Regions from separate parts of the Homo sapiens genome. Here region 2 is linked to region 1. A link is a loop called in an ENCODE intact Hi-C map of the cell type or tissue named here. Cell type or tissue: Caco-2. All regions are shown on one strand. Each heading gives the region's core, and the rest is flanking DNA. Links, peaks and the distances in the headings are about the cores only. Region 1 overlaps NUDCD3 (NudC domain containing 3). Region 2 has its middle 7.4 kb from the start of POLD2.

The links. Peaks named below come from ENCODE experiments on the same cell type or tissue, not always from the same donor. Only the 100,000 strongest peaks of a DNase experiment are listed, where the experiment ranks them.
Region 2: a loop joins it to region 1, with 4 times the contacts of the local background. A loop is called at or near these places in 3 of 110 quality-filtered maps.

The regions. Positions count from the first base shown.
Region 1 is chr7:44,474,329-44,479,701 of GRCh38, forward strand. All of the region lies in intron 2 of NUDCD3 (NudC domain containing 3), which reads right to left. Among named protein-coding and RNA genes, the nearest start is that of NUDCD3, 14 kb to the right of the region's middle. RefSeq lists a silencer at 3,022-3,316. In Caco-2, for the core only: a CTCF peak has its summit at 3,210 (motif pointing left); a DNase peak (open chromatin) is centred at 3,243.
Region 2 is chr7:44,128,261-44,133,633 of GRCh38, forward strand. No RefSeq gene overlaps it. Among named protein-coding and RNA genes, the nearest start is that of POLD2, 7.4 kb to the left of the region's middle. In Caco-2, for the core only: a CTCF peak has its summit at 2,987 (motif pointing right); a DNase peak (open chromatin) is centred at 3,061.

The DNA.
Region 1 (5,373 bases), core at 270-5,269:
CACATCAATGCAAATAAATCCTCAGTTAGTCCACGAGGTAGTTCTGCTTCAATTCCCAATAACTCTCTGGCCCTACCTTCTAAATGTATGATTTTAAGCAAAGCACTTGACCATTGTACATCTCAATTTCTTCACCTGTAAAAAGGAAGCAGATCACTGGTTCTCAATTTTTGGAAATACACATTTTTCCAGGGGAAAAACTCCACAGATGATTCTAACACTCCTCTTCCTCCTCCCTGACCACATGCTCCCTGAACCCATCCAACTCTGAAAACGTTAAGATACCAGGTTATTTTCTGATATAACTTCAATATCCAGCAAACTCAACACTGCTTTCTAAAAATGAAGCATATAACCTTCACTGCAAAATAAAAATAAACTGCAAAATAAAAAATAAAAATGCAATGTTTCTTGTGAGAATTTTTTAAAAGTCCTCCTAACAACTTAAATCAGGTTTTCCTGACTTGTGATTTAAGTCAAATCGCTTGGAGGCTTCTTATGCCTGAGCTTTCTTAAAGAAGGTGCAGTTTCAGGGTGAATCACTGGAAAGGTGAAATAGCAGCTATGACACAAGATGACACTGAGCCAGGTGGCCTAAGGCTCAATCCCCAGGTGGGGTCCACAGATAGCTGAATCTGAGGGGAAACAGACAGACATCCCTCAACCCCTGGCTTTCTATTCATTATTCTCTCTCAGTGCATACTATGCAGCATATGCCCTCATCCAAGGACAAGAGCCACTTCAGGTAGACAACACTCAACAGTGTACATCACAAATTCATTTCTTTTTTTTTTTTTTTTTGAGACGAAGTCTCGCTCTGTCACTCCAGCTGGAGTGCAGTGGCATGATCTCAGCTCACTGCAACCCCCGCCTCCTAGGTTCAAGCAATTCTTCTGCCTCAGCTTCCCGAGTAGCTGGGACTACAGGCATGCACCACCACACTCAGCTAATTTTTGTATTTTTAGTAGAGACAGGCTGTCACCATACTGGCCAGGCTGGTCTACATCACAAATTCAAAATCAGCAAAAGGCATGCAGGAAATGCTAAGGATACTCTGTTCAGCATAAAAGAAGATAAAGTGTAATAAAATTTTATAAATATACATACATGTATTTATGTATATGTTTACATGCATAAGAAAAAAACAGGCTGGATACAGACACTCATGCCTGTAATTCCAGCACTTTGAGAGGCTGAGGCAGGAGGATCTCTTAAGCCCAGGAGTTTGAGACCAGCCTGGGCAACACAGGGAGTCTCGTCTCTACAAAAAATTTTTTAAAAATTAGCCAGGCATGGTGGTACACATCCGTGATCTCAGCTACTCAGGAGGCTGAGGTAGGAAGACAGCTTGAGCCCAGGAAGTCGAGGTTGCACTGAGCTACAATTGCACCGTGCTCCACTATATTCCAGCCTGGGCAACAGAGTAAGACTATGTCTCAAAAAAGAAAAGGGAAGAGGAAAAGAAAGAAGGAAAGAAAAGAAAAGCCATAGAAAATATCCCAAAAAGTTAATAGGAAGTGAAGGGATTTTCTTTATATACTCATCTGTATTTTCCAAATATTGTACATTGAGTATAATCAGAAAGAAAAATGAAAAGCTTTTTCTTTTTTAAGAGAAATAATAGTAACGATAATAGCTAGTATCTACTTGAGTGCACACTCTGTCAGGAATCATGCTAAGTAGGTCTCATTCAATCCTCACCACAGTCTACGGGGTTGGGTATATGGAGAGAAGGGGATTCTGATTAAGCCCCCGTGACTCTACAAAGGGGTCTCCTGCAATGGGCACCTGAAAAAGCCTCGACTAGTAAAGGAAGAAGCTGTTTAAAGACGAAACAAGGAACCCAAATTTCTCAGGCAGTGTGAGCCTACACACGGAAAGAAGTCTCAGGCCTGAAGCACAGGCACCTTTCTATTCTCCTGACAGCCCACCCGAGGGACATCAAGAGCCACAGATGTCATGATAGGTGTGTGAGTGCTATAGAAGGAATGTTTGTGTCCCTCCAAAATTCATGTTAAAGACCTAACCTCCAAAGTAATGTTATTTGGAGGTGGGGCCTTTGGGAGACGATTAGGTCATAAGGGCAGATCCCTCGTGAATATGAGTAGTGGCCTTATAAAACAGGCCTAAGGGAGTTCATTTGCCCCTTTCACCATGTGACAGCTCGATGAGAAGACAGAGGTCTATGAACCAGGAAGTGGGCCCTCACCACTGAACCTGCTGGCACCTTGATCTTGGACTTCTAGCCTCCTATAGAGGCTGTCAGCAATAAATGTCTGTTGTTTATAAGCCACCCAGGCTACAGTATTTTTGTTATAACAGACTGAGCGAAAACAGTAAGCAAAACCAAAGAAGAGGTACTAAGAAATGGAATTCGGCATGCACTGGGGGGGTCATCTCACACAGCACCAGGAAGTGAGAAAGGCTGAGTAAGTCTCTGCCCCTAATCACTGAAAATGTGGGCACAGCCAGCCATAAAGGAATAACGTAAAATGAAGTGCAAACTCCAAGGAGGCATGGTTACCTGCTGGGGAAAGCGGAGGGATGAACTACTGGAAAAGACTTTGCTGATGAGAAAAGTGAAGAGTGCCCATACCTACGGAGACCAAGTCAGGAGGGAGCAGCCTGATGATGATGATGAAGTATCTGCCAAGGACACTATTAGGAAACCTGAAATTTATCTTCCAAATGATGCCATTCCCTTCCCAAGAAGCACCGAGGTCCCTGTAACTGCGCACAAAGGCCACACTACCCAAAGCAAGAGAAAGTACTGAACAGTTTTCTCAGGTATTATGTTCTAACGGGCTTGTCCTAGAAGGGGTTAATATGTTAGATTGTTCCATGACACCCTCTTTGTACACTGTCACTACTCTGCTTCCCTGCCCAGGGCAGGAGGAATGGCCTAGTTGGACCCAGGGCCCTGTCACTGCCCAATGCACACCAACAGTGTTGGAGCACTCTGTTCCTCATCCAAAGGACAAAAAGATAACCAGTCCAAGCACAAAGGACAAAGACAACAGTTTCTAGGCAGTAACTGACATTCTTAGTGCTACCATATTTTCCTTCTTCTCTGTTAAAGAATTCTGCTCGTGATTTTTAAAAGGAAAAGCCCAGGACTGACACAGCCTTTCAGAGATTTTTGTCAGCATCCCAGCACAAGCAAAGGCAAAGTCACCATCCCACTGTCTACAGCAACACCTGCAGGTCAAGAGCCTGAACTGCAGGTGCTATGAAAGTTGACACTGACGGCCCATGCCCAGGAAACCAACACCAAACCCTACCGTGAGGTCATCCAAGAGGCAAACCCTAACAGGCAGCTCTTGAGAAATGCCTGATTAGTGACTACGTCATAAGATGCTGCAGACTTTGCGCCCCTCTCTTCCACAGTGCTAATCATGTCTGCAGGCACTGGTCACCCAGTCTAGTATTACATAAACACTGAGGCTCAAATGGCACTTTTTCACTTTTTACAAAGTCTTTACTATGAACAATTCTTTTTTTTTTTTTTTTTTTTTTTTTAGATGGAGTCTCGCTCTGCTCTGTCGCCCAGGCTGGAGTGCAGTGGCACAATCTCAACTCACTGCAACCTCCACCTCCCGGGTTCATGCAATTCTGCTGCCTCAGCCTCCTGTGTAGCTGAGATTACAGGCACGCACCACCACACCTGGTTAATTTTTTGTATTTTTATAGAGACAGAGTTTCACCATGTTGGTGAGGCTTGTCTCAAACTCCTGACTTCAAATGATCAGCCGGCCTCGGCCTCTAACAGTGCTGAGATTACAGGCATGAGCCACCACACCCAGCCTGAACAACTATTAAAATTGTAAAGCATCCTTACAGAATATAAGCACATTCTCTGATGCTATCTTGTGCAAATAGGGAAATATCTGTGTGCAAATTCTCTCTCTTCTCTGAGGAATAAGATGGGTTATTTACTTTGGGCCGGGCGCGGTGGCTCACGCCTGTAATTCCAGCACTTTGGGAGACCGAGATGGGTGGATCACCCAAGGTCAGGAGTTTCAGACCAGTATGGCCAACATGGTGAAACCCTGTCTCTACTAAAAAAATACAAAAATTAGCCAGGCATGGTGGCAGGCACCTGCACTCCCAGCTACTTGCAAGGCTAAGGCAGGAGAATCGCTTGAACCTGGGAGGTGGAAGTTGCAGTAAGCCGAGATCATGCCATTGCACTCCAGCCTGGGCAACAAGAGCAAAACTCCGTCTAAAAAAAGAAAAAGATAGGTTCCTTTAAGCCCTGGGGTGGGGGCATTTCTGATCTTCATTTGACATGCCCTGGCAGCAACAGTAGGGCAGAAACAAGAATGAAATTCAGACCAATTGTAGGTTATTAGTCAGGGAGATGCTAAAATCAGAGTGATGGTAAAATTAGGTCAAAATAAAATTTCCCCCAAATCACCCCAAAAATACTATAAATGAAACCTGTACATTATTATGTATAAATAACAATGTATGCTGCAACAGCTTTAGGGCAGAACACAGGCACAAGGTTGCCAGGATCTGGGAGTCTGGCACCAATGGAAATGTCATTGTATTAGTCCATTCTCATGCTGCTATAAGGACATACCCAAGATGGGGTAATTTATAAAGAAAAGAGGTTTAATTGACTCGCAGTTCAGCATGGCTGGGGAGGCCTCAGAAAACTTACAATCATGACAGAAGGGGAAGTAAACACATCCTTCTTCACATACCAGCAGGAAGACGTGCCAAGCAAAGCGGGAAAAGTCCCTTATAAAACCGTCTATGAGAACTCACTATCACGAGAACCACATGGATATAACTGCCCCCATGATTCACTGCCTCCCACCGGGTCCCTCCCATGACATGTGAGGATTATGGGAACTGCAATTCAAGATGAGATTTGGGTGGGGACACAGCCAAACCATACTGGTCATCTATCTTGACTGTGGTGGTTACAAGACTACATTTGTCCAAAGTCATAAACTGTATTCTAAAAGGAATGAATTGTATTGTTACATAAATTATACTTTACTAAAACACAAAACAATTGTCTGTATACAGTAATGAACACCTTACAACAAAAATGCATATATAGAGGCAGGAGGAGTACTTGAGCCCAGAAGTTCGAGTTCAGCCTGAAAAACACAGCAAGATCCTGTCTCTAAAAAAATAAAATTCAAAATACATATATACAAAATATAAATACATTATTTTTAATCTTGTTTCTTTCTTTCCCAGCACTTACACTGAATTTATTTAAATTAAATAAGCATGTGATGTGACTTTACTGTAGTATACAAAAAGGGAGTTTTTGCCTAATACTGGTTAGAACCGAAAAACATGTCAAGTAAGAGTCATCAGATATCAGCAATCTAAGACTTAGATTCTCAGATT
Region 2 (5,373 bases), core at 193-5,192, 350 kb before region 1:
AGAGGTGGCCCAGCTGGCCAGACTTAGCTTGGGAGCCTGCTGCCTGTTATGTTGCTGAGAGTCTAGGTTCCTACACCCTGTAGGGTTGGTTACAGGAACTACCCTCCCACCAAACCCATACATAGTCCAAGAAAAGCAGTTCCCCATAGGAATCAGTGCTATTGAGAAGGGGACAGATACTGGGCTGGTAACTGATCCCTATTCACTTTCAGGCACCATCCACATAGGATGGAAGCAGACAGCTGCAGTTCCCAGAGGCCAGGCCAGGGCAGAAGCCAGAGTCTATGTACAGCCGCCTGGAGGTGGCACCGATGAGGGCAAGGTGGGCTGACTCAGAGGCTGGGACCCTGGCAGGTGCCAGGTCGACCCAAGCCAGGCAAAAACAAGGGTCTACTCTCTAGAGCCTGGGTTGAGGTGGGTGTGGGTCTTGATTGCAAGCCACAGAAACTAACTGGATACAACTCAAGCATAAAGTAGGTTTCATTACAAGGATACATCTCTGTGGGACCCAAGGACAGGAAGGTGGCCCCTTTCCTGTCTTTCCTTTGGCCTCAGGGAGGAAGCAGAGAGTTCAAGGGGGGTCCTGGGAGAAGCATGGTGGAGGTGTTGCTGACAGCAAAGGGAGCAGTGGGTTAGATAATATTCTATTTTGGAGCTGTGTGGCTCTTTGTGTCAGTGGCACATCCTAGGGGACATTCCACAGCTGGGAGGGGTGGGGCTGAAGTACCTTGGCAGATGGAAGGTTAGAGGCTGCTCCAGACACCTGGGATGGTAGAGACAGATCAACGAGTCCCAAGGAAAAAGACAGTGAAGGGTTGACAGTGTGTTGGCAGCAGGAGGGAGGGGGGCAGCTAGGAGAGGGGCCAGAAAGAGGAGGTCTTCTCTCTCCATGCACACACATGCATATGCACACACGTGCATATGCACACACACACATGCATGCACACACACCCCCACATGCACATACACACACAGACACCTGCTACATACACACCCCCAACCTCTCACCTGCCACACCACCTTCTATGCCACACACTTGTGTCCACGCCCCCACAGGCATGGCAGCAGACAGCAGGCCAAGGAGAGGCTCCTTCTCACTGCATCTGGCCTCTGCTGTGCACTGCCTCGGGTCAGCAGGGCGGGCCCCATGCCAATGGCCTTTGGTGGGAGACACACCTTGCTACCCAGAGAGAAACCTCTGGGCATGACCTGCTGTAGTTGGCAAACTCCTCGGCCCCACAGCATCTATAAAGGCTCTCAGCCTTCAGTCTCCACAGGTCTGGAGGTTTGTCATGTGCCTTCATTCACTCATGAGATATTGCCAGAGCATCTGCTCTGTGCCAGGGACAGAGTTGTTCCTATCTTTGTGTTTGCTTACAGAAAGCCATAGCATGAGAGTGAGCAGGTGGGCCAGGCAAGGAGGAATGTTGCCCAGACTTGCACTGGGGGATGGCTTCCTAGAGGAGGTGACTCTGGACTGAGGCCTGAAGCCCGTGGAGGTCAGGGAGGGGCTGGGGGCAAGGGGGCCAGAATGCTGGGACAGCAACTCCCCTCACACAACCATAGCAGCAAAGCCTGGAGGGGCCAGGGTAGGAGGTTCTTGGGGAGGCCACAGCCCTGACAGCCTGGCCAGAGCTGCTCTCCTTTTAGCCTGGACTGAGCTCGACTTGACCTCAGCACCCAGCACCCTCCACTCAGAAGGGCTGGTCTCAAGGTAACTCCCACTGAGACTCACAGGCACTCAGGGACCAGTGAACAGTGAGTCTGGTGGGGTGGGCCTCTGTTTCTTGTAACAAAGGGTCAAAATGAAGAAAGGAATCCCAGTTTTTGGTTAACTTTTCTTAAAACTTTGTCAATGCTACTGTTTGTCTTCATCAGAACATGGGCTAAGATGAGGTACCACTCATCTATTGCTGCAAAACAAACCTGTCAAATCTTACTGGCTCAAAAAATGCAGCGGTTTCTTATTTCTCAGATGCTGTGGGCTGAGCCAGTGGCTCTTTGTCCCTTCTTGCCTGACCTTGGAAGTGGTCATTTGACTGGGTCTGGAGGTCCATCAGAGTCTCCTTCCCAGGGGTCCAGCCTCAGCCGGGGTGGTGCCAGGCCAGGCCTGTCTCTCCAAGTGATCTTTTATCCTGGGCTTTGTCTTATGGATGTCGCGTGGTGGCATTCAGGTTCCAGGAAAGTGAGAACTACAAGGCTGAGGTCAACAAACCACAGGCCAGCCCAGATCTGGGGAGTAGAGAAACAGCCTCATCCTCGTGATGGGAGGATCTCCACATTAAATGATACACAGAACTCTTTTTTCTGAGATGGAGTCTTACTCTGTCCCCCAAGCTGGAGTGCAGCAGTGCAATCTCAGCTCACTGCAACCTCTGCCTCCCAGGCTCAAGCGATTTTCCGGTCTCAGCCTCCTGAGTAGCTGGGATTACAGGCACCCGCCACCACGCCCAGATAATTTTTGTATTTTTAGTAGAGATGGGGTTTCCCTATGTTGACCAGGGTGGTCTCTAGCTCCTGACCTCAGGTGATCTGCCCGCTTCAGCCTCCCGAAGTGCTGGGATTACAGCCATGAGCCACCTTGCCTGGCACTGAATTCTTGAAGTATCCTGTGATGACTCCCCAGTGGTGTGCACACAGGGCTGTGGCTTTCAGGGGCTCTGCAACCCTGGGAGAATGAGGCCATCTGGGGTACCAGCCCACCCCCAAGTCCATCTGCACATTTGATCGAGGGCTGCAGGGTCACTGCCCTGTGGGTATGCCCAGTGGTTCTGAGTTAAATCAGCTTTGCAAGGGGCTTGCTCTGGGCTGACCTCAGAAGAGGAGGCTGGGAAGGTTGGGTTGGTGCTATCAAGAGGTTGGGTAATTCAGACATCTTCATTTTAAGCTCCTGGATATGTGTGGGACACAGAAACTTCCAGGTGCAAGGACTCAGGTTGCCCATGGGCTCTCCAGGCTGTGTGCAGCCAGTTGATTCTCCTGGAGAGGGAGCCCCAGACCCACAGCCTTGCTGCCTTGTGCTCTGCTCTGAGGTCTGTCTGCACAAAGGTCAATAACAGGCTCAAACCCAGCTCCACCACCTCCCAGCTGTGTGTAACCTTGGACAGCTTGCTTAACCACGTGGGGCCAATACTCATACTGTATTGGTTGGGGTTAGGTTCTGTTGTGAGCATGAAAGACTTCAAACAACAGCAGCTTCCATCAGGTGGAGTTTGTTCTCTTCGTGTAGCATTCGATGGGAGGTAGAGGTGATGTGTGATGCCCCCATATGTCAGAGACGCAGCCAGACCCAGCTCACGGCTCCCCCACCCTGTGGCTGTGGCCCTCATCTTCATAGCCCCAGGAGGCTGTGTGCCAGCTAGGTGTTAGCCAGCGGGTTGGAGGGAGGCACAAACATCTGTCTCTTAAGGAGAAAACTGCCACCACACCTAGTCATACCTGCCAGTGAGGGAGGCAGAAAGTGTAGTCTTTATTCTGAGGCCAGGGGTGTAACTACAGACTCAGTCATCACGGAGCGTGAGAGGGCACCGGACTGCCACGTGTGCACTGTGCCCAGCAGCTGAGTGCCTGGGGCAGAGGAGCTCAATGACCATCAGGTGCTGTCAATATCCCGTCCAGCCCTGCTTCACAGACAGGAAACCGAGTCCCAGACAGGCACACAGAGAGGGAGACTGGGCCTACTCCTTGACCTTGGCCAAGGCCTCCCCCAGCTGTCCTATCCCTACACCTCCACACCCCCAGCTTTTCCATCTAGAAGATTCTAGAAGGTTCACTGCAAAGGAAGAGGTGAGTGTGTGCAGACCTACCTATTCCTTATGTTTCTCCAGCTTAACCAGGCCTCTGCACTCTTGTGCAGGAATATCAGAACATGGGGGAGTCCAGGTTCAGGCTGGGGCCTCTCTCAGCCTGTCAGGGAGGGTCAGGACTGAGGTGGGCTGTGGGCCAGCACGCGCCCATCAGTCCCTGACAGTTACACTGGACAGCTAAGCTGGAGAAGCATGTGGGTCACATATTTCTCATGCCAGGGCAGAAATTTAAGAGCCTGTCTTTAACCTTATCAGTGGTGTTAACTCAGCTAAAGAAAGAATATGCAGAGAGAGAGGGCTGGCAGGCTGGGGCACAGCAGGAACTGGGGCCCAGGTTGGGGGCTCAAGAGGTTGCAGGATAAGATCAGAAAATACAACACAAAGCTGGGCACAGTAATCCCAGCACTTTGGGAGGCTGAGACGAGAGGATCCCTTGAGGTCAGTTCAAGACCAGTCTGGACAACATAGCAGGACCCCCTTGAACTCTACGAAAAAGAGCGAAAACACAACACAACAGGGTCCCGACCCATGCCAACCAGGAGGGAGCCTTTGGGCAGCAGCCCTTGCTGCGCACCTGGGCCAACTTGGCCAGCACTCTCTGTGGGAGAGGCCACTCACCCCCATGCCCTCCCTGGGCAAGGCTGAGGCTCTTGAGGGGTGGAACATCAGGCATGTTGGGGACATAATCGAAAACAAAAATCTCCTGCCAATGCAGAAAACCTTTCCACAAAAGAAGAGAAAGAAAAATTTAATTATTGAATAGGCATTAAACAGATTGCGATGCTCATCACAGATAATCTGCTAATAAATTACAAAGGCAGAAAGAAGTCTCACGCTTGTATATAACCAGGTGCAACCCATCCCGTACACGTTCTCAAGGGAAACGTCACAGGTGCTCAGGTAAGAGGACTTGACAGCACCAGTGGTCACACACAGTTCTCTGTGAATCCCCAGGTAACTGTGGTGGCTACCTGGGTTTGCCTAAAGGAAAAAAAATAAATTCATTCCTTTAAGACTGGAAGTGTGTTTGCAACTTGAGCTAGGCACCGGGCTAAAGTTAGGCTCCCCTTTGCCCACGGAAACTGGGAGATAAGGATGTATCTCCCTTGGTGATTACACTTCAAATGGTGGCTCCTAGGTCCTTAAGGAGACATTCCTGGGATGTGAAACTTGAAAGAGGCTTATTTAGCTTTTGAACAGATCTACATAAAAAAAGTCCAGGAAGGAACTTGCAATGATAGATTTTCTAAAGAAAAAGGAGAGGGGAAAGTCTTTTTTTTTTTTTTTCACCAAGGAGAATAAACTTATTCTCATTTTTAATTTGCATTTGCCCTTCTGGTGCCTCAAAGCTAGGGTTAGGGCACTTGGGCAGCACAGCCGGCCTCTGCCCTGACTAGAGGTTGTCCTAGGGAATAAAATGCAGATTCTGACTCTGAGCCCCAGGTGAGGCCTGCACTGCGAGGGAAGAGGCTCCCTCGGGCCTTTGTTTGCATCCAGGGTCTTCAGGGTGTTGGGGCAGGGATGGAGGAGGGGAAGGTCAGACTAATGGGATGATGCTTTTTTTGCC